2 separate regions of the Homo sapiens genome follow, and region 2 is linked to region 1. A link is a contact called in ENCODE Hi-C data. All regions are on one chromosome and are shown on one strand. The core of a region is the stretch at or near the end of the contact, and the rest is flanking DNA. Distances in the headings are between cores, read along the strand shown. Region 1 holds the start of INCENP (inner centromere protein). Region 2 overlaps ASRGL1 (asparaginase and isoaspartyl peptidase 1).

Region 1 (2,700 bases), core at 32-2,531:
ACTTCTTTCACGGGGAGGTTTGCTTCTAGCAGACCTTAGCGCAACGATTTAAAAAGGGTTACCGTAAGTTAAAACAGAGGTGACCCTGAAAAAGAAGGAATCAGTGTACCAAGAATCAGGCTCCTGGAAGAGCAGCAAAAATCTCTTCTTCAACCCATGTAAGCACCTGCACACAGATAAAGAGCACTCAACACCTCACCGAGGAAGACACTCTCCAGTCTTCCTCCTCTCCAACACTTCTTCCACACCATACACCAGACTGAAGGCCCCATCGTCCTCCTCTATGACTCCTGTCCTTTTCAGGGTGCTGTAAGTTGGGCGCCTACCACACCTCTGTGCAGAAAGCGCATAGCAGCTGCTCCCATTTACTGAGTCATACTCCATGCCCGAGTCAGACATCATCTCATTTAATTCTCACCACAACCTTGAGGATACGCATGGGCAGATGAGGAAATTGAGGCAAAGAGAAGTCAAAATCAGCCGGTAAATCAGGGGCATAAATAGAACCGTGCCCTTAACCACGGGCTATACCGCCTTTAAACCGTGCCCTTAACCACTGGCTATACCGCCTTCTAGATATCAACTTCTGAAAGGCAGGTGCCCAGTCTTGGCTCTGGGCAACCCCGCGAGCAACCCATGTTAGCTGAATGAGACTGAACCGCTGACAGCGAACAGGCTTGGGGAGTGACAAGGGGCGGCCCAGCCTCCGGAAATGGTCAGTTTAAAATGCTGCTCAGCTGGGGGCGGGGGCGTTGAGAGAGGGGTTTAACTGCACAGAAATGCCATCTGGCATCATTCCGCCAAACAACCGGGTTGGTTTCGGGCTTCCTGCGCGTCCAAGTCAACACTAATCCTCACAGGCACAAGGTGCCAAGCAGCCGGGAGCGGAGGGAACGGGGCTATGCTCTAGGAAGCTGAGGGCCTAGGTGGAAAGGGTGGGAGGCATCTCGGGCCCGAGAACCAAGGCAGGCGACCTCGCCACTTGGAAGAGGTGACCCTCATATGCCCAGGTAGCCAGGGGCTGGGGTGGGGAGTCACGACCCTGGTCCGGAGTCGACAGGGACGGAGCAGAGGACCGGGGAAAAAATCGCGAACCACCCCCCAATCCCCACGCCCACGCGCACTCACTCGACTGCGCCACGTCCCCTGAAGGCTGCTCCGATCCAAGTCCGGTGGTATCCCTAGGTAAGGCCCCGCTTGCCCAGACCCACTTGGCTCCGGGCCTTCGGGACTCACCGCACGGGAGGAGCAACCAGGCGGCGCAGCGCGGGCGAAAACTATGATTTTCAAAACTGAAGGCTCAGCCAATCCTCGGCAAGTTTGTCCGGGCGGTTGCAAAATTTTAAGCCAATCAAATAACAGGAAGTACCAGTCAGCCCTCCTATTGGCCATATCCACTAGCAATCTGCGGGACTAAGAGGCGGGGAAAGGAAGCGAAAGACTTTAAGCCCCCTCAGCTTCCGGGTGCTGCGGCCGCGGCCGAGAGAGGAAGTAGATCCCCGCCTGGGAGGAGCCCGCAGACCTGGAACTACGAGTCCCGGCGAGCACTGCGAAGGCCACGCGCGGCTTTCTTTCTTCTCCAAGCACGGTGGCAGTCTTCTGATCTCTGCTGCTTTTTTTTCCTCATAAAAACATGTATGTATATACTTACATTGCTGAAAGACCAGCTTTTTAATGTAACAAATTATCTAGGTACAGAAGTCATAGGTTCCTCTTCCCATGAGAAAAACATTCCTCAAAATACAAACCAAACAGCATCCCAGAGGGAGTAAAATTTCATTGTACTGAAACATATACAAATTAAGGCTACCTTGGTATATAAACAATTTAGAAATTATGATGGAATAGTTCCACCAAATCATTTACGTATAGGAATTCATGCCATTTTTTAAAGAATTGGTAGTGGGGCTCAATTCAAACAATATTATGCATCCTTACATTCAACTTAATACACTTAGCAGCTATAAGGAGTGTAACTGTAACCCCACTTCCTGAAATCTCAGGAGTAATGTTAAAAATCCAAACCCATCAAAGGCCAGGGTGTTACGGTATTTGGCTCATGAATCGAAAAGCCTAATCATTTCAATTTAATCTTTACAAGTAGAACAAGATCCAAACATGGGACGTTTTCTTATTTTTCTTTGCTTTTGTGGTTGTAATGCCCTTTTGGTTTTCTGAGCAAGCTGAATACATCTGATAAATACTACCATTGGACAAAGGATCTAAACATTGAGATGTTTTACTAAATCAAGGTTTCAAGTTGGCACAATGTTTTTACTAAGTCATATTTCAATTAGTTCATCTTTCCAATATGGAGGCGGGGGGGGAAAGACAAGGACTAATATGTCCTATAAAGAATCTCTGGCCGGCGAGATCCCGCCACTGCACTCCAGCCTGGGCGACAGAGCGAGACTCCGTCTCAAAAAAAAAAAAAAAAAAAAAAAAGAATCTCTGGCCGGGCGCGGTGGCTCACGCCTGCAATCCTAGCACTTTGGGAGGCCGAGGCGGGTGGATTGCCTGAGCTCAGGAGTTCGAGACCAGCCTGGGCAACACAGTGGAACCCTGTCTCTACTAAAATACAAAAAAAAATTAGCCGGGCGTGGTGGCTTGCACCTGTAATCCCAGCGACTCGGGAGGCTGAGACAGGAGAATCGCTTGAACCCGGGAGGCAGAGGTTGCAGTGGGCCGAGATCGCGCCAT
Region 2 (2,700 bases), core at 73-2,572, 250 kb before region 1:
ACTCTATCTGCTGTGCCCGGGCAATGAACTTCCCATCTGAGTTGTGTCCCAGCTGACCATATTCAGGGCACCCAAAGGAATAGAGGTTTCCTTTGCAGTCCATTATCATACTGATTTGCAGCCTCACAGGCCATTTTGGTAATTGGCAGGCTGTTGTACATTATCTGCACAGGGCTGGGGACAGCGTCTGTCTAGTTGCCAAGGCCCAGCTGCCCCATCTTGTTTTCCCCAAACGCAAACACGGAGCCCGTTTCCGTCAAGGCCAAGGTGTGGTTCCGCGCACACGCTGCACACAATCACTTCGTGGCTGAGACCCTCGGTGAGTCTGGGGGCTTCTACTCTCTTGGTGTCACCATGTCCCAGCTGCGCCTTCTCATTTCGACCCCAGCTCCACAGCTTTCCTTCTGTGGTGATGAGGAGGCTGTGTGCAGCACAGGAGCCAGAGACCACTGTCCGCACCCGGACCCCCGCCAGGCACCCATACCTATGGGGTCCCCACAAATTCTGACGGATATTGCCGTACGCAGCTTCCTGTTTAGGAACTTTTTTTTTTTTTTTTTTTTTGAGACGGAGTCTTGCTCTGTTGCCCAGGCTAGAGTGCAGTGGCGCGATCTCGGCCCACTGCAAGCTCCGCCTCCCGGGTTCACGCCATTCTCCTGCCTCAGCCTCCTGATTAGCTGGGACTACAGGAGCCCGCCACCACGCCCGGCTAATTTTTTTTGTATTTTTAGTAGAGACGGGGTTTCACCGTGTTAGCCAGGATGGTCTGGATCTCCTGACCTTGTGATCTGCCCGCCTCGGCCTCCCAAAGTGCTGGGATTACAAGCCTGAGCCACCACTCCTGGCCTTGTTTAGGCACTTATTTTCGACCAATCAAGTCCCAGTTGGTTGCCCCCAAAATCAAAAGCTCCCCTTTGCACTTTGTGAGGAAGTCCCTGTGGCCTTCCGCAGTGTATTGTGTCCCTGGGTACTTGAGATTAGAGAATGGTGATGACTTTTACCAAGCATACTGCCTTCAAGCGCTTTTTTAACAAAGCACAGCCTGCACAGCCCTAAATCCATTAAACCTTGAGTAAACACAGCACGTCTCAAGTTTGACGTGCTTCTTGGTGTGCTCGGGTTCGGCGACCACCACAGCCGCACCGCCCACCTTGCCTGCTGCCACAGGCTGCGCCGCGCGCTTGCCCCTGCCGGGGGCCCCGTCGAGCTCCAGGCCGTCCTCGTCGCCGCTGCTGCTGCTGCCACCACTGCTGCTACTGCAGCGCTCGGGAGGCTCGCGCTTCCGGCTGCGGGGCCGCCACGTTTCCTGGGCCCTGGCGTGGGCAGTGCCGTTGCCCGAGCTCAGCTCCTCCCAGGCCGCCACCGCCGCCTTCTTCCTGGGCATGGTTGCGGCTGGTTGGAGTGATGAGAAACCAGAGAGAAAAAAGGAAGAGAAGCAACTAAAAGACGGATCGGAGGGCTTTTTTTTTTTTCCTGGCCCAGACGAGGGCTCCAGCCCACTCAGATACACTTAAAAATGCGCCAGGATGTTTAATGCTGCAATCCAAAATTGGTTGGTAGCAGTACCTACTGTCAGTACCACCAGTAGACTTACTTATCACATGGTAAACAGAATGTCACACAGGCCACAGGTAAATTATTTACAGGACTTTCCTTATCAAAGATCATTAAAATTTAGGCCTAAAGGAAAACCTTGCCCCACGGAAATTCCCAAAGGATCAAAAGACACAGAAGTTTTAGTTTGGGAAGAATGTGTGGCCAATAGTGCGGTGATATTACAAAATGATGAATTCAGAACTATTACAGATTGGGCACCTTGAGGTCAATGCTACCACAATTGCACAGGACAAACTCAATTGTGTCCCAGTGCACAAGTGAGTCCAGCTGTTAATAGTGACTTAACAGAAAGTTTAGACAAACAGAAGCACATAAAATTACAGTCTTTCTACCCTTGGGAATGGGGAGAAAAAGGAATCTCTACTCCAAGACCAGAAATATTAAGTCCTGTTTCTGGTCCTGAACATCCAGAATTATGGAGGCTTACTGTGGCCTCATACTGCATTAGAATTTGGTCTGGAAATCAAACTACAGAAACAAGAGATCGTAAGCCATTTTATACTATCGACCTAAATTCCAGTCTAACAGTTCCTTTGCAAAGTTGTGTAAAGCCCTCTTATATGCTAGTGTTAGGAAATATAGTTATTAAACCAGACTCCCAAACTATAACCTGCGAAAACTGCAGATTGTTTACTTGCATTGATTCGACTTTTAATTGGCAACACCATATTCTGCTAGTGAGAGCAAGAGAAGGCGTGTGGATCCCTGTGTCCATGGACCGACTGTGGGAGGCCTCACCATCCATCCATATTTTGACTGAAGTACTAAAAGCCATCTTAAATAGAGCCAAAAAATTCAATTTTACTTTAATTGCAGTGACTATGGGATTAATTGCAGTCACAGCTACGGCCGCTGTGGCAGGAGTTGCATTGTACTCTTCTGTTCAGACAGTAAACTTTGTTAACCATTGGCACAATAATTCTACAAGATTGTGGAATTCACAATCTGGTATTGATAAAAAATTGGCAAATCAAATTAATGATCTTAGACAAACTGTCATTTGGATGGAAGATAGGCTCATGAGCTTAGAACATCGTTTCCAGTTACAGTGTGACTGGAATACGTCGGACTTTTGTATTACAC

What was found. Hi-C counts contacts between places; a loop is a spot of excess contacts on that map. Pooled maps may share reads with other maps.
Region 2: a pooled map shows a loop between it and region 1 (4-fold over the local background). The contact joins the enhancer-like site here to the promoter of INCENP in region 1. A Hi-C loop is called at or near these places in 4 of 50 pooled maps.

What each region holds. Positions count from the first base shown.
Region 1 is chr11:62,122,592-62,125,291 of GRCh38, reverse strand. INCENP (inner centromere protein) reads right to left here and starts at 1,281. Exons shown (of 19, transcript NM_001040694.2): 1 at 1,129-1,281. It overlaps LOC124902681 (a long non-coding RNA gene), which reads left to right and starts at 1,581. Exons shown (of 2, transcript XR_007062697.1): 1 at 1,581-1,635. RefSeq lists enhancers at 410-991, 981-1,050, 1,581-1,670.
Region 2 is chr11:62,369,818-62,372,517 of GRCh38, reverse strand. The region is part of intron 4 of ASRGL1 (asparaginase and isoaspartyl peptidase 1); the gene reads right to left. It also overlaps the pseudogene RCC2P6. Among named protein-coding and RNA genes, the nearest start is that of ASRGL1, 34 kb to the right of the region's middle. RefSeq lists enhancers at 761-1,283, 1,284-1,806. Within about 2 kb of position 1,322, at least 11 of the 41 ENCODE cell types and tissues checked have a DNase peak (open chromatin) inside an H3K27ac peak, as active enhancers do.